2 separate regions of the Mus musculus genome follow, and region 2 is linked to region 1. The links are chromatin loops, found by intact Hi-C in ENCODE. Cell type or tissue: gastrocnemius. All regions are shown on one strand. Each heading gives the region's core, and the rest is flanking DNA. Links, peaks and the distances in the headings are about the cores only. Region 1 overlaps Ablim2 (actin-binding LIM protein 2). Region 2 has its middle 8.8 kb from the start of Sh3tc1.

The links. Hi-C counts contacts between places; a loop is a spot of excess contacts. Peaks named below come from ENCODE experiments on the same cell type or tissue, not always from the same donor. Only the 100,000 strongest peaks of a DNase experiment are listed, where the experiment ranks them.
Region 2: it touches region 1 in a loop (2.7-fold over the local background); 14 of 42 quality-filtered maps call a loop at or near these places.

What each region holds. Positions count from the first base shown.
Region 1 is chr5:35,847,874-35,858,779 of GRCm38, reverse strand. Ablim2 (actin-binding LIM protein 2) reads right to left here. Exons shown (of 22, transcript NM_001177696.1): 14 at 9,875-9,976; 15 at 9,211-9,264; 16 at 1,600-1,652; 17 at 816-954. Among named protein-coding and RNA genes, the nearest start is that of Afap1, 40 kb to the left of the region's middle. In gastrocnemius, for the core only: no CTCF peak of the experiment used is centred there; DNase peaks (open chromatin) are centred at 2,377, 2,965 and 5,139; H3K27ac peaks cover 2,797 bases.
Region 2 is chr5:35,732,668-35,743,573 of GRCm38, reverse strand. It overlaps a transcript of Sh3tc1 not described here. Among named protein-coding and RNA genes, the nearest start is that of Sh3tc1, 8.8 kb to the right of the region's middle. In gastrocnemius, for the core only: no CTCF peak of the experiment used is centred there; DNase peaks (open chromatin) are centred at 3,868 and 6,195; H3K27ac peaks cover 1,042 bases.

The DNA of each region.
Region 1 (10,906 bases), core at 1,558-9,557:
GGCAGATTTCACGCAGAGTCGGTACCACCGTGATGCCAGCGGGGTTCCCTCTGCTTTCTCACACCACAGATTCCCGTCACCTCTACGTCCAACCTCAGCCACAGCTATGGACAACAACTGCTAGGCCCAGCTTAGACCAGAGGCTGCTTCTGTGTGAGACTGAGCCTGCCTGCAGCCTGTGCTGGCTCTGCCTGGGACCTACAGCATCTTCAGTGAACAACAGGATGGGAATGTACTCTATCCTTGGGAATCATCCCTAAGCCAGGCTTCACAACACCCGCAAGGCTAAGCATACACCAGCTTTGCTACCCGTGACATCGGGTCGTATTACCTAGGAAACTCCAAGTGCTTTCTCGGTGTGTTACAGGGACCAGGACAGTGCCTTGTACCAGTTTCCAGGTCTGTGCTCGCCTCCTGACCATGACCACATCTGCCCCCAGAGAAAAGAGGCCCTGGGAGCTGTTCTCTTTGCTTTCTTGCCTGCTCCAAGAGAACCACGAGGGGGCGCTGTGCACACACTAGCTAGCTATGTCACTGTGGAGAGACACTGCTTTACCTGGCTTGATTCACATTCTTAGGCTGTTTGGGAGGTCTTGGTTTTGTTTTAATTTTATTTTTAAGACAGAGTCTCACTATGTAGCTCAGGCTGGCCTCAAACTCACAGCAATCTTTCTGCCATCCAAATGTTAGGGTTACATGCTGTTGCTAGCTCTTAGGCTTAATTGGGGGGGAGCAATAAAGCTGAGATCTGGGGGCCCGCTCAGTAGGGGGCCCTTCGCTGGCAGTCTCCTGTGGGCTTCAGAAGAGCCACTCACGTGAGTAGAGGCTGTCCCCTGCCATTCTTTGGAGAGGTTCCTGGTCAGTCCCGCTGCTGAGGGACAGCGACTGACTGTCCAGGTCTGGAGAGTTAGTTCTGGTGTCTGCATCCCCCTTGAGAAGCAGCCAGGTTGTCTTCTGTAGAGGAAAAAAGGTCACAGGAACACTGAGGTCATCTGCGATGGTGAAACGTTTCACCAGAACGTTCATTCAAGGAGCTCCGTACGCCTAACCCACAAGCCAACTCCACTGCGGGAAGCCAAACGTCTAGTACCCGTCTCACCATTAAAGGCGTCTCATTCTGAAAGTTCATGATGCAGCTGGAGAGATGGCCGAATGCTGCCTGCAGCCTGCTGTTGTGATGTCTGGCCCCCACATCCTCTCGGGGCACTTTTACAACTGGCCACATCAAAGAGGTATGCCAGTAATGTCTATTACATTTGACTTTTCCGCCATTCATTTAAAAAACAAAACAAAACAGAAACAAACAAACAAAAAACCACCTGCCAAGCTGTTCTAGAACCTTCATGTCAAATACCCCAGAATGCACTGGGGTTATTTCTTTGTCAATGTTCGTATCTCCTCAGTCCCAGAACCACAGCCTGGCTACTCGGCCGAGGCAGGACCCTGGCAGAGCATGTGCCCATACAGAGTATAAAGGGAGGCAGACGAGTATGGCTCCCACCTTGGTCCTCCTGGGACTCCAGGGGCAGAGTGAGAAAAGGACTGGAGTTCCACTGGAGTGGCCATCCCACCCCGCAGGGCTGTGGTCCCCCTCCTTACCTTCCTGCTGTCCTGGTCAAAGCTGCTGTCCTCCACGTCCAATCGCCTGGCAGCTGGAAGGGAAAGTCGGTCTGTAAAGGCAGCTCACCCTGTGTCTGTCCTGGGCCCTACTTTACATAATGCTCAAAAGGGGGAGGAAAAGCAACCAAAAGGACAACGCAATGAATGCCTTTCACAGGCTGGAGGAATGACACACTGGAGCAGCCTCCTTGGGGGCCTGTGGCCCAGGAGGTGGGCGTGTCCTGAGCCACATATGGCCTTACTCTAGTTCTAGCCACACCTCCAACCTGGAGAAATGCAGCCACATCCTCAGGTGGAGCCACTTGGCATTTGATGGACATACTATTGACCTTTAGAGGGAGACCCTGAAAGGACAGAAGGTCTCGCCTCGACGGCCTTGGTGTCAGACACAGACACATGCTTTTGGGCATCACTGCTTCTTTCCCATCAAGAACTCTGCAAAACTGGGATCTGCTTCATTTCACAGATGGAGAGACTGAGGCTCAGGGAGGGGTCTCACTTTTGAGACCGTCATGAAGTGAGATGAGGGGGCTGAGAGTGACATGAACTCAGGTTCTCTCCCCTGCCTGCCCCATTGAGCTGCCTGACCAGCCCTGAGCTATGCCACTGGAGGAGTCCTCAAGAATCAGCAGAGTGACAGTGTGCCCAGAGTGACAGTGTGCCCAGAGATGAGCTCACTCAGAGCCAGGGCTCACCCCACAGCAGCGTGTTTACCAAGAAGACTCTTGGCAGCATTTTTATCGTCCCACTGGGCTGACCCTGTTCCCAGGAGTAAACAAAGAAACCATGCAAGGCATGCTGGTCTATTTATTTCAGGACTCAGACAGTGCAGGGAGACCAAGATCTACCCCAAACCCGTGCACACAGCAATTTCTGGAAGCCCTGGGATCCTCACCAGCTAGGGCTGAGCTCAGGGAGGAGAGCAGACAGGCTTCTTACCTGCAGCCTGCGGTGGGCTCAGCCCTGCCCATCTCTTGGAGCGCCCTGCCTCCTGCACCACCAAGGACAAAACTGACACCAGGCCAGAGAGCTTGGACATTGGGGACTGGGCTACAGGACCTTGACAAGATAGGGCCAAAATTGAAGACTGAGTACTTCCATTCTAGACATGCTGACTGTTTCTCCCCCTGTGGCTTCTGTATCTCCTGGTACGAGAGACTGGTTTGTTTTTTTGTTTGTTTGTTTTGTTTTGTTTTGTTTTCAGTTGGAAATAAACCCTCTGCTCTCTCCATATCCAGAGGCCAGTGAAGGCCAGCCTTGCTGGGGCGGTTCAGTGGAGGCACTCAGAGAGGGGGCAGTGTAACTCCTGCTGCTCAGGCAATGGCTGTCACTGGGCAGCAGCACAGAATGTGGCTAACGCACCAGCTCTGACAGAGGGCGCGGTGACAAGCTCTGAGCTCTGACAGTTCTGCTCCACCATGTCAGCCAGAGAGAGGCTCTAGCTCAGGGGCTCTTCGGGATGTGAAATCCCACCCTGGTAGCCCAAGCCATGGGTTTTCAAGATTTCATATAGCTATGGATAATCCACTAGCCAGACACACTCCAACATAGTGCCACCTTGGGCTCCAGAATAATCCTCCACTTGCTGGGGGGGATGTTCTGTGGAGACGTAACAAGGTCCTCTGCAAACACTACAAACTGTGGCAGGTGTGCAGTTTGCCAGACCAGAGCCAAATTCACCAGGCATTTTGCATTGTTGGTAGATTGCTTCCGTAACAACTCTGAGCCTCAGTTTTCTGATCTGTAAAATGGGAAAATACCATCATACCCTTCTAACTCATGTGGATAATGTCTGAGGAAATGAATGAAGGACAGCTCACAGGTCTGCAATGCCAGGAAAAGGCAAGAGGTCAACCCTGAAGGTAATTTGCAGGTATCCCTTCCCTCCTTCCTTGATGTGTCACATATGTGTACTGCTGCTGCTCATCGCTTCATTTCTATCTACTTACTCTCTTAACACTCCACTTACCCACCGACCCATCTGCATGCTCATCCACCTCTCTACCCAGACACTAACCCACTCATCTCCTCATGTATCTATCCACTAACCTGCCCATCAACCATCAATCTGTCCATCCATCCACCCACTCACCCACTAAGCTATCTATCTATCTATCTATCTATCATCTATCTTTTATCTATTCATGTATCCACCAATCAATTGCTCCATTCATCCACCCATGCATTATTAACCACCCACTCACTAAGCCATCTATCATCTGTCTATCTGTCTATCTATCTGTCTACCTACCTACCTACCTATCTTCCACTTTGGATAAGTGCACCCACTAACTGACTCACCTACCCCTGTATCCACCGTTCTCCAGTTATTCACCCAACCACCCACCTATGCTCTCTTTGTCCGCTTCAGTCTACTCCTTTGTCCACGGATGCATCCATTCATCCATGCTGCCCTTTATCTACCTGTCCCTCATCATGTTGGGTGCCTGCCACCTAGCCCTTCAGTATTCGTCCTCTCCTTCCCCACTGCACAGTGTGCACCTGCCCTGTCCTGAGCACAGGAACACAAGAAACAGACATGATCCTTTTCTGCCTCCGCTGACAGACTTTGTTCTCCCTGCAAGGGGTATAAATTACAAGGCCTAACCTTTGCTCACAGAGACCTGAGCACAGATCTGCCTCTACACTGAACAACTGATAGGAGATGCTCAAGGTCACGGCAGCATCTGATGTGCCTGGTGCTTCCTCCAGTGGCTCGCATATTGATAAGTAGACACGGAGAGTAGATGGCCACAGCACAGTGGCCCCAGAGCCTCCACGGAAGCCAAGCACCATGTTTCTGCTGGTACCTACCCTTCCATAGCTCTGGCTTCCAGGTGGTCACTGAGACTGTTTCAGGGTGATCAGGTCAGTCTGTGGCCACCAGGTATTCTCAGCTCTGGCCTCTATGGGAGCTCTGCCTGCCTTCGGTGTAGAGCCACCCCTGCCAGTGTCTAGTGTCACCCTATGAGTCTCCAAGCACAGGCTTTGACAGCTAGGCCCTAGGCACATCCGGTTGATGCTATCTCTCTTAAGGGAAGGAGTTTCTGAACACACAGGGAAATAATCAGGGGCTTGACCTTAGGGTTCTCAGGCCTTAGGGTTCCAGAACAGTGGGGATCTTGGTTCTCTACTCAGGTCCAGATGGGTCTCTGAGAACTAGACCCACGGACAGGACTTCTCTTGCCCGGCACGAATTCAACCTATACAGTTTAAATTGTTTTGGAATTACACTGAGAATGGAAGTGTGTGTGTGTGTGTGTGTGTGTGTGCACATAATGGGAGCAATTCTATGGATTCTCTGCTTCACAAGGCAGGGATGTACTTGGTCATAAGTGTTGGGGGCAATTCTGCGCTTCACAGGGTAGGCTGGGCTTGGCCATCATTATATCTCCAGCCCTGAAGTAGAGCCAAACACATGGTAGATGCTCAAAGACTACACTTTAGATAAATTAGTGAAAGCCCCTGGCATCTCTTGGCACTTGGCTTCCTTCTGTGAAGTTGACTGAATGGCATCTGTTTGCCGACTGCTGCCAGGACTGACAGTGACATCAGAGGAGAGGATGTGGAACCAGCGCCTATGCCCACTGACTTCTCTCCCACCCACTGTCCCTCTTCCAGAGAAAGGGGCTTGTCGTGCCTTCAGAAGACAGAGAGAAACTCCTCTTAGCCCCACAGGCCTGTGCCTAAAGCCCTCTCTGGAAAGACTCCCATGTCCCTTGAGGAATTCTGCTAGACTTGACCCATGGGAGTACCAAGTTTCTAATGTTCTTTGTGCACACAGAGTCTACCTGACAATCTTCCCTGGACAGTCAAGCTTCTTGGGAAGTCTTTGAGGAAGCACCATTTGCCTTAGACAGTTGTGATGGCCACTGTAACCTGGATTCATCTAGGAAATGAACCTCCAGCCATGCCTTTGAGGAACATTAGTTTCTGGGCATGCCCATGAGGAAAGGGCTAATTAGGTTAGCTGAAGTAGGAAGACCCACAGCAAAAGTGGGTGACCCATCCCCAAGTTGTATAAAAAGGAGAAACCAAGCCAAGCACTGCCCTTTGATGCCCTTGGCATCCTGACTGTCCATGTGATGTGACTTCAAGGTCCTGCTACCTTGACGTCTCTGCTAAGACCGACCACACTCTTGAACTACGAGCTGGAATAAACCCTTCCTCCCTTCGGTTGATTTTTGTCAGGGGGTTTTATCACAGCAACAGGAAGACCAAACAACAGTCTAAAAACAGATGCTTTCCTTCCTTTGAGAGACGGCGTCCAGAGAGTCCCTTCTGTTCGAGCAGCTCTGCCATTTTCAGAATTTGTCTGAAAGCACTGTGAGGCCCAGAGCTTACTCCCAGTTTTCTGAAGAGAATGAACCTGAGGAGGGAAGCATTTCTCCCTGCTAAGTCTCTGGATGAGGACAGCCGTGTTTCTCCCCACAACTGCCTCCCCAAGGTGACAAGGTTGGATGCTGCTTGTGTATGAAGGTGTGTGTATATGTGCATGTATGTGTGCATATGCAGGTATGTGTGCGCAGATATGTATGCATGCAGTTGTATGTGTATAGGTATGTGTGTATGCAGATTGTATGGATGTGCAGGTATGTATGCATACAGTTGTGTGTGTGTCTGTGTATGTGCACAGGTATGTGTGCATACAGTCATGCGTGTGTGTGTCTTTGTATGTGTGTGTGTGTGTATAGGCATGTCTGCATGCAGTTGTGTGTGTATGTGCAGGTATGTATGCATGTAGTTGTGTGTGTGTGTAGGTATGTATGCATTCAGTTGTGTGTGTATGTGCAGGTATGTGTGCATATAGTTGTGTGCATGTGCAGGCATGTATGAATGCAGGCATACGTGGGCACTCAGGTGTATATGTGTGTATAAGTGAGTGTGCATGTAGATGTGTGTACACACACACACACACATATACACGTGTGTGTGCATGTGACTATAATTTCACATGAAACCCAACAGCCCACAGCGGCTGCTGAGGTGCAGACCATCCTGAAGCCTCTGTCCTGAGCAGCTGCCACGCCCTGTGCCTCCTGCCTGGCAGGCACTACAGGCCCTCTTCTTGCAATGTCTGGTGGTACAGGGATGGATGCTCCTGAGCTCTCTCGCCCCTGCTTGCTCCCCTTCCATCACTTCCTAAGTTGCTTCCTCTCTTTTCCTTCTTTAACACAGCCAGTAAGCAACAAGCAAGTAGAGCTGGAACTGTTATCGAAATACAAAATGTCAAAAGATGACAGCCGCCAGGGACAAGGACAGAGGCCAGATGCACATTAGTGATCACCCCATCTTGCTCTCCATACCAAGTGTCACTTCTACCCAAGGGCACAGAGGCCTGGCTACCCTTGTGGCTCCCAAAAGCAGAAATGAGACTCAGGCTTCTAAGAAGAATAACAGTAACGGAACCCAGAAGCATCTGTGTCCAGTGACTTTGCAGTGGACGGGGTAAATGCATCAGGGGAAAGGCGTGGCTGCTTTTCATATGCTAAATATAGGATCTTAAGCTAATGAAACAGTCTTGTGATTCAGATGGCCCCAAGGGCTGTTTCAAGCTGGAATGAGGATTAAAATAATGTTGCTGGTGCCTAGATCGGGCTCCAGAGCTCCTTGGGGAAGGCCTGTGGCCAAGTTGCCTTGATGGGACAAGCGCTTGGGGGAGGGGGGTTCAAGCACACACACATGTACACAGGCGTGCATGCACACAATGTGTGTGCACACACTACCATCTGAAATTGGGAGTGGGGAGGGCTTGTGAATACCAAAGGTCTCAATCAAATGCATGAACTGGAAAACAAAGGCACTGTGGGTATCTGTATTTCCCAGGGGTTTTAAAAAGGAGCTTCTGTGCCCCTAAGGCTTTCTCATCACTTTAGAGTTTGCATGGCTCGCTGTGTTCCTATCGTGAGTTTGCATTGCTGAACGCCTGGCAGAGGCTGTGCTCTCTAAGATCTGATTCTTTACAGAATCAGCATACAGAATCCTGGCCTTGGGCAGCTGCTCCGGGTTTCTTCAAGCCTGCAGACAAGCAGGCTTATACCTGTCTTATACCTTATACAAGGCTGGTGGCTGGTAACTGTGAACCTGACCTCCCCGGGAGGCTCAGTAAAGGATTTGAACACCAACACTGTCTCAGTGTGGCCCTGTCAGACACTGGTGGTCAATGTCATCAGGTGATTTTTCTAACCCTCCCCCTTGCCAAGGCCAACTCCGCTTGGACCATGGATATTAACCACACAGTTAAGCTGCCAAGTGGAGATGAGAGATAGCAGTGGCTAATTAAGGCCCCGTAAGCCAAGCTCTATCCTGGGCTCTGGAGAGCATAGAGATCGTGGCCCTCCTCAAAGACTGCCCAGCATGTGCTGCAGGAGTCACCTAATGAGGTGGTCCTTCCTTTGCCTGGGCCTCAGTTTCTCTACCTGTAAGGCTAGGGTGCTGCAGTTCTGTTTCTGGTATAAGGTGTCATAATCTAACTGCCCCCACCCACCCCTTAGGGATACATGTACTCTCTGCTTAGATTCTAAAAACCAGGACTTCAATTCCCTTCATTCCTTCTGAGAGGAGGAAGAGGAAAGACACAGAGATGATCAGGGCCTCTCGCTACCACCGAGGAACCAAACCGAACCCCAGTAAGCTGGCTGGCACTGATTAGTGTGGGAAGCACGGGCTTTCCCTCGGCACATCGGAGCAAGAGCCGTCCATACAGGAATCTCCGCTCTCTCTCGTCTCTAGCGATGGCTTTAAGTCTCCACTGTGAACAGCCGTTTACAGTTTTGAACTGTTTCCACACTTGTTGTTCTATGAGCACCTCAGGCCCAGTCCTGGAGGAATGAGGGCAAAGGGGACAGAAAGGGCAAGGGGGAAAGGATATGGAGTGGAGGAGGTGGAGGACAGAGCGAGAGGGGGGTCTGGTTTGCAGACAAGGAAACCGAGGCTCATGGCACTGCAGTGACCTCCCCAGTCACCCAGAAATTGAAACTCTGACTCCTTTTGAGTCATGCTCCACAGCTCAAGTAATTTTCTCCCTGTACATCTGTCCCAGGCAGGTCCATGTGGAGAAGATGTGGGGATGTCAGAGGGATAGGAGACACCCTTGCTGCAAGCCACCTCTAGCTTCTACACAATGCAAGGAACCCCATTAGCTGAGAACAAGGCATTCCATCCTATCACAGATATTCTCAAAGATGAGACCTAAAGTCTCCCTAAATTGTGACTGGGTCCAAGTCATTATTTTTTCCAAAGATCAGGCCTGTGTCAGGTCATGGGTAAAAAGCCCCCAGTCCCTCGCCATCTTGACTGGGCGCCTCATAGTAGCATCAAGAACACCAAATAAAGGTTCTTAATTAGCACACACGCCCCAGCCCCAGCCCCAGTCCCAGCTGCCATGCACCAGCCTCTGCACGTGTCTCCTCTCTTGTGAAGAGAGGCCTCCCAGGAGTCTATGAGTGAGTGTGCATTTAATGTTCAGACAGTAGGGCCTCCCCCAGCCTCAGATCAGGACACAGCAAAAGGAGCAAGCATTCAGAAGCAAGAGGGTACAATAGACATGCAGGCAACACACAGCAGCGGAGTCCATCAGACCGACCATACCGTGCTGTTTGTAGATAGGGGGTTTCCTATAGATGTTATCTTTTACGCCAGTGTCTGGGAAAGAAGAAGGAAAGAGAAGGAAAGAACGTGAGGAGGAGGAGGAGGAGCAGGGAAGTGGCTGAGATGCTCTCCACCCAGGGGCTTCTGGCAGCTCCTGGCTCACCCAGCCCGGAATTACCAGAAAGGTTTCAAAACTGCAAGTGGCCAAGGCTGAAGCCCCACACCTCCGTCAAGCATCCCCCAGTTTAAACACCACCGCAGATCAGAAGGGGACAGGAAGGGAGGGGGACAGGGGAAGCAGCAACAAGAACCTTGGGTCCCCGGGATGCAGCTGACTCAGACTCTTCTCTCCCTTTGACCAGGACAAAAACATTTTCTCACGATTTATGAGACTTGGAGAAAATCCCAAGTGTATGTCAGTTTTCATGGAACGTGCAAACACATTGCATTAGGAGTTTTGTGTTGTTGATCTGTAGATAATTTTTTCTCTTCCAGATTGGCCTTGCACTTGTGACCCTCCTATCTCAGTGCTGAGATACCTGGTATGTACCGCTACACCCTACTCCATGGAGTAGCTTTTAAGGAAACTCAGTTTGAAGATGCTCAAACAGTTGTGGCCAAGATGGTGCATGAGGAGCCGAGGTTCAAGCACGCATGAACCTACCTGGGACGTGGAAGTGTCTCGGAGCCTGCTGGTAGGTAGAGGAAGGAGGTCTGCTGTCGGAGTGCACTGAGAGACTCGGGGTGCTACGGCCACTTTCGCTGCCTCCAGATGGAAGAGCAGAGACAGCATATGAGGAGCAGAAAGGCACAGCAGAAGGTTTCAGAGCTGATCTGCAGTGAACCCTCTCTCCAGCTTGAAGGAAGCCCATGCCAGAACCTTCCAGCCCGGGCCCTATGACTTCTGTTTCAATCTGGAGTGTGCCTGGCTTTAGGGGGTGTAAGGGACAAAGGGGCGGTGATTGGAGAGCCAAGAGCATGTTAGTGCATGGGCAGTGGGCAGAGCCCAGGATCCTGAGGGTGTGAACACACACTGCAGGCTTATTATTCCTGCCTCCCTGATGTAGCTCGTGCAGGAATTCCGGTCCTGCTTGCTTGGAAATTGCACTGAATAACTGTGAGAATAGGACTAAGGTATGGGAATGGGTCAAAGCAGCCCTCACAACCCCAGAGGAGGCTCTGCCTGTGTGGGGAACTGGGGATCCCATCAACTTCCACAGTCCCTAGATACGGCTGCTTCTGGCAAGCAAAATGAGGATGCTCTACTGCCTCCAACCTCTCTCGGCTAGAGCTGTCCTGTGTTCTGTGAAGGAGGCTGTGTGGTCAAATCACCCATCAAAGACACCTAGTGACCTGAGTGGATGCCCCGCCTCCCGCCAATGCAGGATGTGATGGACAGAACACGGTGGTACTGGACATGGGATGAGGAGTACGGCTCACAGCAGGACACCCCGAGGCACAATTCTTTCCTTCCATTAGACTCTGCAGTAGCTGATAGGGCTACTGGCAAGGAATGGGCTCTCTAGATCTATGAACCTTTGAATGGCAAAATCAAGCCGCAGGACTCTAAAGCCAATGGGACAGAAACCAGGCCTGGATGGACTGGAGACAGCAAGGGACATCACAGACAGGCAGGGGATGTGGGGCTAGCTGGCTGGAGAAGGGCCAAACCAGTGGCCACCGAAGGAGACTGATG
Region 2 (10,906 bases), core at 1,242-9,241, 110 kb after region 1:
CTTGAGAGGACAGACTGAGAAAAGCTGAAATCCAGCAGGCCACAGGCAGGGAACAGAAAAACAGGCCTGACCCATTTCAGTCAGGGATACTCAGACTCACAGAGGGCGAGGACACTGGCTGAGGTCACGTGGTCCAAACTCATAGTGCCAGGAAAACGAAAGAGGAGAACTGGCCAAGAATTCTGCTCTTGCTTCATCAAGCAGCCTGTCTCCATCCTTCAACCTTTATCAAGGCCACTCGGTCATAGATGTGAGTTCTGTCCATGTGTGACTGCACAAGGTGTGGAGTCAGAGGGCAACTTGAAGGAGTCTGTTCTCAGTAGAGGGGGTCTAGCCTTGTCCCAGGCCTTCTCAGTCTAGGCACCTGTTTTTCTTCCAGTCTGTCCACTTGGACAGACGTGGCAGACCAGGACAGGACCATCCTCTTCAGACTGGGATACTGACTCTGGGCAGCATAAATGTCCCTCAAAGAAGCAAGCAGGCTAGAGATAGGAACAGAGGTGAGTGGGAGAGGAACTTGTGACATAGTGACTCTCTGGATCAGTGATGCAGGTGGGGTCTGGGTCCACCTCAGGTGGGTAGCAGCAGCTGAAAGGCTGTCCCCAGGAGCAGCACAGACAACTGGAGTGTCCTGACCAGCACTTTGGGGGCAAAACCTGGGCAGAAAAAAGTGGACATGTTTTTACATATTTTTGTTTTGTTTTGTTTTGTTTGTTTTGAAACAAGGTCTCTCTCTGGCTGTACTGGAATTCACTATGTAGACCAGGTTGGCATTAAAACCCACAGAAATCTACCTGTCTCTGCCTCTGCCTCTGCCTCTGCCTCTGCCTCTGCCTCTGCCTCTGCCTCTGCCTCTGCCTCTGCCTCTGCCTCTGCCTCTGCCTCTGCCTCTGCCTCTGCCTCTGCCTCTGCCTCTGCCTCTGCCTCTGCCTCTGCCTCTGCCTCTGCCTCTGCCGTGCTGGGATTAAAAGCATGCACCCCTGGGGTTGGCGAGATGGCTCAGCAGGTAAGAGCACTGACTGCTCCTCCGAAGGTCCTGAGTTCAAATCCCAGAACCAAGGCTCACAACCATCCTTAGTGAGACTTGGTGCCCTCTTCTGGTGCATCTGAAGACAGCTACAGTGTATTTATTTATAATAATAAATAAATCTTTGGGCTGGAGCAGGGCTGACCAGAGCAATCAGGGTTGACCGGAGCCCAACCACCACATGAAGGCTCACAACCATCTGTACAGCTACAGTGTACTCATATACATAAATAAATAAATCTTTTTTTTTTAAAGGCATGCACCCACCCAGCTCTTGGCTTTATTTTAAGTACCAGTAATCTCATATGCTCTTTAGGCTAAGAGCAGCTTTAGGACTTGTGCAACAGATCCATGTCTTAAATGAAGTCAAGCTCCACCGAGCCGGTCATCGTAGGCAGATGTTCCATGTCTTAGTTCTTCCCTGCAAATACCGAGCCCAGTCAAGTTAGCCTAAAGGACGAAGGTGTGGGGTGGGGCTGCTGCAAGGAGTTCACAGCCAGAACTCTGGAACATGAGAAGGGGTGTGGGTCATGGCTCTCCCCCTGCGCTGTGTGCCTCAGCACACAGTGGCCTGAGGAAAAGGTAGGAGGCACTATACAGGATAATGTGACAATCTGGAAGTCAAGGAAGGCACCAGCTCTAGTACCAGAGGTTCCATAGAGCTCCAACTCTACAGAGTGGAACCTAAACTCAGAGAGGCACCTGTCATCTGCCATGGAGCCAGGAACAAAGGTGTGGACTGCTGATGAGGCTGGACCCTGTGAGGGGACCGGTCGGGTCAGGGAGGCAGAGGACTCCAAGCACAAATGAGCCTTGTGGGCCTACCCTTCAGAGGGGAGAGTCATCGTCGTGTGAAGTTGGAGCCACGGGGATTGTTCTGCTACGGTCCCCACCCCTGTCCCAGGCCCTCCAGGAAGGCATTTCTTCCTGCAATTCCACTGTTCCAGCCAATCTTTGAGCCCGGAAAAGGGACAAGCTTTGAAGACCTTGTCAGTCAGGAGACACCCAAACTGGAGGCACAAGGGAGGCACCCAGCAAAGTGCCTGGTGATGCAAGGCCTTGGAGAGGGGGAAAGTGGGTTGGACTACGCTTTTCTAAGGCCCCAAGCTGGGCCACTGCACTAATGATAGAGCGGACTCCAGGGCCACCAGTTCCCATCAGTCTCACTAGGGGGAGGGGATGAGCTCTAAGTCACATAGGTTTGGCCCTACGTGTCTGTGCAGGGTGTCGGCCAGCAGCCCACCAGCCAGCCCAGGTGGGGATGGTCTCTAGCGTCGCACTGCAGGGCTGGATTGCTGCTGGCTAGGGTTGGCAGAATCCCAGGTCCTGGAGCAGCTTTGGAAGTGTGGGCATGTACACACAGAATGCAGCGGGGAGGGAGGCAAGTCCTGGCCAGAGGGACGGTGTGAGGGGTCGCTGAGTGCATGGGATCAACGTGGATCTGAGGGCGAATCTCATGTAAATCCTAAACAAAAGCAAAGAAGAGAATTGCCACGAGGCTGGAATCGCATTGGCTAGTCCATTGGTTAGTCCATTCACACAGGTGATGAAGACTGAGTGGCCAGCGGTGTCAGGTGTTTCCTGCCTCCCTGCTGAGCTGCCCCTGCCCCACCCCCATACAAACCACAATAAGTAAAGAGTCAGACTCCGCAGGATGACTGATAAAAGCTTGCGCACGCCCACAGGAGGCCAAATCCTCTCCATTTACTAAAACACCCACTCCCCCAACGCTGGGGATTCCTTGGAAGAAAAGGATCCCCAGAATGGTTGAGAAACATCCTTGGCTGCGGCACCCATCCAGGAGGCAGCAACCCCACCCTGATGGCTAGGGGGCCCCAGGGGGCAGGGATGCCCCGGGTGACTGCCACCTGCTGATTCTCTGCTGGCAGAAGTGCTTCTTAGAGCAGTGATTCAAAGACTCACCTGAAGGTGAGGATCATTTATTTAGCAGCTCTTAAGAAGAATCCTAATTAGTCACGTTCGCCAAGCAAGTGAAGGGCCCAGGATCTAACCTTAGGGACATCCGTGTTTGAGCATAGTTTCTCGGGACACCATGTGGGAGATCTGCCTACCTTTGCTGTTGCTTTGCTGGTGCTACACGGGGCCTGGAACTCTTCTATAAGTGCTCACTCAGGGCTTGCTAAACTCAGTCTTCTCAGCTCCAGCTTTAATCACTAGGCATGAGTGTGGCTGAGCTGTCTGCACCCTAACACAGCCCTTCCTCTGGTGGCTGTCCCAACTGCCTGCCTGTCGACTGAGGTGTGAGCCCCTCTCATATCCCCAAATCCTGGGAAGAGCTCTTAATCTGCTTCTCCCGCACCCACCAGGGGAATGCTGACTAGGAGCTGACATTCTTCTGATGGCTGATAAGGAGGAGGAAGGTCAGAAGGAGGCTGGCCCCTTCCCAGCAGGGCGGGCCCAGCCTGCCAATGACTCAGGTTGTCTGATTGGAGCCCAGCGGCCTGGGCAGGGCCTGTTCTGCCGCCTCCTGGGGCCTGAGACATTCATCCAGTGCAGGTAGAGGAGGCTTGGAGCCCCTACACCCTCCCCCCACCCTTCCTCCTTGGCAGCCGCTGCTCTACTGGCCAGGTAAGTCCTGGACGTCTCTGCTGGGTTTGCTCCAGGAGAGAACTACAATCTGCGCACCTGTGGGAGCAGGTGAGGACTACAGAGGCTGAACTTGGGATGATAAGCACTTGAACTGGTCTGATCTGGAGCAGCAGAGAGGACAGGTTTCGGGTGGCTGTTGTCAAGGAAAGAGGCCCTGGTATTTCTCAGTCTGAAAAGTGAGTGGAACCGGGCCCTGCCAGGGCAGACAGGAGGTATGAAGTAGAGGGTGTGGTCTCCCCACTATCCTAAGAGCCAGCCTTGGTCCGGTGCCATGTGGAGTGGTAGAGTTCTAGAGGAAGCTGATGATGTCTCCTGGCCTCAGTCTCACACTTGCTGGATGAGTGTTTTTGGGCAACTCTACTCCTCTGAACTTCTTTTTCCCCATCTGTATGCTGGGGGATACTGTGGCTGCCCTGAGCAGTGTCTGCATATGGTTAGTGACCACAGTACAGTGGTGCCCTGTGGATGAAGCAGGAGTCCTGCGCTGAGAGCAGGATGCTGACCACGCTTACATTTTCCTCCACTTGCTGGACACCAGCACCAAAGACAGGGGCATCTTGTGCTTTGCTCTCAAACTCCCATATTCTCATCTCAGCACAGCCCTCTCCTCCCCAGGGGCTGAAGTTCCTACCAGCTGCCAGCCCCTGGGGACAGTAGGGTAGTGATCAGAAAGGGTCTGACACCCTCCCCCATCCCACCTCCCCAGACACAAGAGTACTCCTGCTGAGTGGATCTGTTAGCCCTTGGAATTTAAGGCTGGTCAGGGCTGGTGAGTGTGTGGACTTTGTACAGAAGCTGAGAAGGCCAGCTCAGGCCCTAGGGAAAGGGAGCAAGGCCTCCTGAGAATCTGTTTGTCTGTAAGCATCCTAAGCCAGGTATGTCTCCTCTTTTCCCGCCCGGAGGACTGGAGCATGTGTGGTCTGTGTGCATTTTGTAGGAGCAGCCTGAACTCAACAGAACTTTGTTCATGGTAAAGGGTGGGTCTCTGTCTTCCAGGAGCCCAGCAGAGTTCACAATTACACAAATTTGAAACAAGGTACTATTTCAAAAGCCTGCCTCAGTTTCCCTGATGCTTCAGGACCGTAAGAGAGTCCTAGACTCTGCCCTAAGCTTCTGTGGGTAACAGCATAAGAAGGTGTGTCCCTGAGTAGGTCCTTCAGCAGGATCCCAGCCAATGCATCCATCCCTAGGCCTCAGTCATTTGCCCTCCAAATCCATCTAGCCTTCTCCTGACTGAGACTCATATAGACTTCAGTATTTGGAAGTTGTCAGATGAAGGTGGGGCAGGGAGTCCCTGAACAGCCCTCTGTCTCCTGTTGTTGGTGTCTGGTGTCATACAGGTTTGGTGCAGGGATGTCAGCGGTTCTCTTGTTGTGATAAACCCCAGGCACTCCTTGAGGAAAGGCATTACGTCATCTTACAGCTTGTAGCTGTCCATCATTCAGGGAAGCCCAGGCAGGACCCTGGAAGCAGCAACTGAAGCAGAGGCCATGGGAGAATATGGCTTTTTCTTTTTACTTCTTTCTTTCCTTTTTTGAGACTCTGTAGCCCTGGGTGCTCTAGAACTCCCTATGCAGAGACCAGGCTGACCTTGAACTCAGAGATCTGCCTGCTTCTACCTCCAGAGTACTGGGATTAAAGGTGTACACTACTCAGACTCACCAGTTTGCTTTCTTAAATATCCCCAGAACCCCTGCCAAGACCTGGTACCACCCACATGGCTCACCAATCAGAACAATGTCCCACAGAGGTGCCTACAGGCCAGTTTTATGGAGGCATTGTCTCAAGTGAGGTTCCTTCTTCCCAGCTTCTGTTAAACTGACAAAAAAGTGATCAACCCAAGGGACCATCCACTCAGGATCTAGAGCAGATGTTAACTCAACTGGAGGCCTCTGCATGCTCAAATTCCCAAAGGTTCTATTCTGTCCCTGGACCCCTCCCCTCCCCCTTTCAGCTCTAAAGAGATCTACCATGCATCTGTAACCCATTGGATTGGTCTATCTATCTGTCTGTCTGTCTGTCTGTCTATTTATTTTGCCTACATGTCCTGGGGTGCCCCTTGTCCTCTTGATTTGTGTGTCCACTGAGGTTTACTCTTTGCGCCTTGATGGCCAGCGTCTCCTGAGAGTACCATGGTGCCACACTCACCGCCACAACGTCATTAGATGGTTTCATTCCAAAGTCCCCAAGCTCCCCTGGGACAGACAGCCCCTTTGCTGGCCCCACGCTCTGCTGCCTAGGTTGGTCTCTTCTCCCGTGCAGAGGAGAGGAGTGTGCTTGAGTGTCCAGGTGGCACGAGACTGCTGTTGCCCTGCTGCCCGTCTGGTGTGTCTCCACGGCATACCTCGTGGGCACACGGAGAAAGCTCTCGTTCTTTATCACTGCGCTTGCTATGCAGTGTGGAAGGGAGTGTGACTTATCTGACACCCAGGCTATTTCCAAGGCGCTGGTGTTGTCAACAGCTGGCTTGGCACCTGTCCCCACACCAGAGGCGGCAGTCTGAGAATGAGTACCCAGGAATGGGGCTGCTGGCCAAAGGTGAATGCAATTGTGATTACGACCAGGCGGGCCGCACTCTGATCTTGGCTGCCTGCCAAAGATGAAGTGGCAGATGTCAGGGTTGCTGATCTAACCTCGGAGAGGAGGATGGGAGGTCTTGGGCTCAGTCAACGTCATGTCATGTTTTAAGGTACTAGACAGGAATGGGGACGTCAGTCCCCCTTTGATGACAGGTACTCTGATGTAGTATCTGGGGAAGGCTGTCATCCTCTTAGTTTCTTGTCTCACTGTGGGCCACAGGACCTCTGGGGTAAAAGAGGACTGGAGCTGCCATTACAGATGCTTCTCACCATGGCGTCTGTTCACCTCCACCTCGTTCCTTTGTCAGGTCCACTCAGTACTTGTCCACCGCGAGGCTCACATGGCCCAGCACTCTGACACGCATCCACCCTCCAAGACCCTGCTCAAGAATCTCTGAATGGAGTCCTAAGAGACTTTCCTGACTGCTGAGCAGAGTGAGTGTACCATACACAACACAACAGGATTTGTCTAGGGATTGGCCAGTAGGTTCCCAGGACTCTGCTTTTGGCCCCTTGTGGCCAAAAGTCTGAGAGGTAAGGTTGCTCCGATGCCCTCTACTCTGTCCTGGGGAGCTCACCATGTGTGCTGCACTTAGGGAATAATTGTCAGGTCTCTTGCTGTCAGGATAGGGGAGCAACAAATGTTTGTGGGATGCAGCAGGTAGCAGGCCCCTCCCACCCTCCATTTACTTAGAGTTATTGTTACTTCTCTATTGCTATGAAGAGACTCCTTGACCAGGGCAAAATTACAAATAAAGGCATTTAATTGGGGGCTTGCTTACAGCTTTACAGGTGAGTCCATGCCATCATGGCAGGGAACATGAGAGCAGGCAGGCAGGCAGGCATTGGAATCGCTGAGAGCTCACACTCTGATCCACAGGCAGGACACTGGGCCTGCTGTGGGCTTTTGAAACCTCAAAGCCCAGCCCCCACTGGACACATCTCTTTCAAGAGCACACCTCCTAATCCTTCCTAAACCGTCCACCAACTAGGAACCAAATATTCAAATATATAAGCCTATGGCCCAGTGGTAGTGGAGCATGCCTTTAATCCCAGCACTGGGAGGCAGAGACAGGTGGAGTTCAGGCTAGTCTAATCTACAGAATGAGTTCAGTGGACAGGGACAGTTACATGGAGAAACCCTGTCTCAAAAAAAACCTAAAACAATAACAGCAACAAAACACAACAAAACAAAACCGACAAAAACCAAACAAACAAAAAATCAAATACATAAGCCTATAGAAACCTTCCTTATTCAAAGCACCACACTTAGCTAGCCAACTTGTTTATACCAGGTTGGACTTGGGACATTATTTCACACCGAACTGATAAAATGAATATAATTTTAAAATATATAACATACATATATAAGGGGGATTTATTAGACTGGTGTATACTCTGTGCTCCAGCTATTCCAACAGTGTCTGGAGGTAGTTTTTCACTCCACATGGCAGGATGTTTCAATTCATCTTCAGTATAAGCTGGAATCCCAAAGAAGTAGGTTCCAGTGCTAATGAAGGAATGAGCTTGTCAGAGAGCGAGAGCAAGCAGGCAAAGAGAGCAAGCTCCTTTCATGGCTTTAATATAGGCAGCCAGCAGAAGGTATGGCCAAGACTAAAGGTGGGTCTTCCCACCTCAAAAGATCTGGATTAAAAGTAGATCTTTCCATTTCAAATAATTTTTAATTAGGGAAAAAAAATCCCGGAGAGATGGCTCCGCGGTTGAACATGGACTTCCAGAAGCCCTGAGTTCAATTCCCAGCAACCACATAGTGGCTCAGAACCATCTGTAATGGATCCGATGCCCTCTTCTGGTTTTTATGAAGACAGAACACTCATGTATATAAAATACACAAATAAATAAACCTTTAAAAAAAAAGAAAGGAAAAGAAATAAAAATCTCTCACAGGTGTACCTAGCTTTAGTTAATTCCAGATGTAGTCTCTCTGGCAACCAAGAACAGATATTAAACCTTAGGTTATTATCCAGTGTCACTTTATTTCTTGCTCAAATTGCTCTAGCCAAATCCCCTGGGTCCTCTTTCAGTTAGGGCCTGTGTCCTCTTTGCACAGTCATATCACAGTAGGGACTTGTTGAGCTACCAATCATTCATTCACTTATTTGTCTGCCTGCCTATCTGTTTGTCCTTTCCCATCCATCCATCCATCCATCCATCTATATATTTTTCTATCTAGCTAACTGCCTATCCATTTATCTACCTACCCATGGTTGATTGATCTGTCCAGCAATTGTACCCTCTGACTCCTGGCACCACCAGCCACTCCTTGCCCATCTGTATGTTCCTACCCTTCCAGACAATGTGTTCAGGCACATTTCATGAGCCACACTTGTCCGGGTACCCCACCTCCAGGACACTTTCCACCCATCTATAGCTGCCTGCCCTGTCCCAGCCTTGGGGGTGGTGCTATTCTGTCCATCTATCTCCCACGGTTATCATTGCCATTTGACTGTGAGCTCCTCTGAGTGGTCCAGGCTATGTGGCTCAGCCACATCTCCGATGCTCAGCACTGGTCCATCTCCTCCACTCTTGCCCCTGCTGAAGTATCATGATAGTAGTCATATTGGTGTTCTTTGTGGTCCCCTCCTTCACGCCTAGAGGTGCTGAGCCAGGCAGATCTAGAGGCTGAGTTTGAAGTAGCTACCCAGAGGACTAACCTGAGCTGTTGACCCCAGAACTTGTTCTCCCCAGTCACCTCTGAGGAGAGCTGTGTGCGGAGTGAATAATGGGAGATGGGTGTCTGTCACTAGGTTGTTTTTATTGTACAAACAGTGCTTTACAGAGGTAATGCCCCACCCTGTGGCAGATGGGATGAGACCCCACAGTACACACCTGGCCTGGCATCAGAGCAGGCATCCCACTGACCACTCCCCCCATTACATCACTTAGGAAACACCACAGCTGGGCTCCTAGGTTGTGAAGAGTGCAGGTGTGCCTCTCACATTGGGGTTTGCTGTGACCAAACCAGTAGCATGCAGCAGGGACCTGCTGGCAGATGCTACTCAGTCTCTGTCTTTCTAGCACCATACCCCAGTATGGTGCCCCCAAGGAGGCAGAAGAGAACATAGGAGCTCCAGGCTTCAGCTAAGTAATCTCCTCCCATGTAGCTGTCACCAGAGCAGGACCAGAGGAGGACAGCATACATGCAGTTCACTGGGTTGGAGAGACCAGGAAGGTGCCTCTGGCATCCACAGCTGGCACTGGGCTCATGACTGAAGCAGAGGCAGCTTGAGGTAGCTTGTGTCTGACGGGTATAGCGGTATAGCGACAGCGTGCACAGCACTTGAGGTTTGGCTAGGATGGAGAGCTGGGAAATGACTGAGAGAGTAAGTTGGGCTGTGCCTCCTTAACAACCAGAGTTTTTGCCTGGCTATTGCCTCCACACTCCCATTAAGCCTAAGGCTGGCATTAAGGGGGAGAGCTGCAGAAATCCCCATCTTGGAGGGCAGTGATGTGGCCTACGGGGGGCCTCAGTTTCCAGAAATTGGTCTTAGCTGATAGAACTTTGTTCCTCACAGAGGTCCATGGGAAGTTGTGCTTGGACTGGTTAATGTTTGCATAAGCCATAGTCAAAAATCATCCCAAGGGTGACTGAGCTCTCGGAAATGCCAGGAATTCCAGGCAAGGCCTGCACAGGGTTCAGGTACACAGGGGCTCTAGGAAGTGAGAGCCCATGGGGCTTGGGACCTGGTGTCTGCCCTGGCATTGAATTTACTAGCTGGGACATGACTTCCCTTAGCTTTCTGGGGAAGTAGCAGCTGTGTAGCACCCACATGGTTCCAGTCTAGAACTTGTTGTTGTTGTTTTGTTTTGTTTTTCAAGACAAGGTTTCTCTGTGTAGTCCTGGCTGTCCTGGAACTCATCTCTGTAGACCAGGCTGGCCTTGAACTCTGAGATCTGCCTGTCTCTGCCTCTCTAGTTTGGGGACTAAAGGCTGCGCCACCACTGCCTGGCCAGTCTAGAACTCTCTACTTTCATGTCTCTGTGCACTCAGGACCCCTAGGCCACACTGTTTAAAGACCTGGCCCCCCTCCCAGCTCTGTGATCTTATCATGTAAGACTTGTCCCCTTTACTGGTGGAGGAGGGGCTGCTGGAGTCTTCATGTGCTGCCAGGCTGGTTGGGGGCATGGCTCTGGCACGGCAACCTGGACACAGAGAAGAAGAGCTCTGCAGCCATCTTCTTTCCTATGTACACATCTCCTTTTCTGGGGTGTGAGGACCCTCGCCCTTCTCATGACTGCCTTGCCCTAAGATGGGAGGGCATTGTTGAAGGGAGTCATTGTCACACACGTGGGACTTAGCCTACTGCTTCTTATCCAAAGGAGAGAGGTGATTATGGGCTTGCTAAGTTTCAGGCTAGAGGGTGATGTTTCTTCTGGCAATACTGGACCTCACTGGCCAGTATCACTACCTAGGCAGAGGCTGTCCTTTGCTGGGAGCAGGTGTCTTTGATCTGGCAGAGGCAAGGGAACTACTTCCTGTAAACCTCAGTCTGGGTGGCCTGTCTGCCTGTCCATCTGGCCTGAGTAGCCTTCAATCGCCATTTCTCCCCTTCCTTTGTTTTGCAAAGAGCCAATACTGCAATTCAGGGATGGCTCTAGTGGCCAGAGACAACCATACCAAAGAGATCAGCACCTGTTGGGCAGACAGGGTTCTGGACCTATCCATATG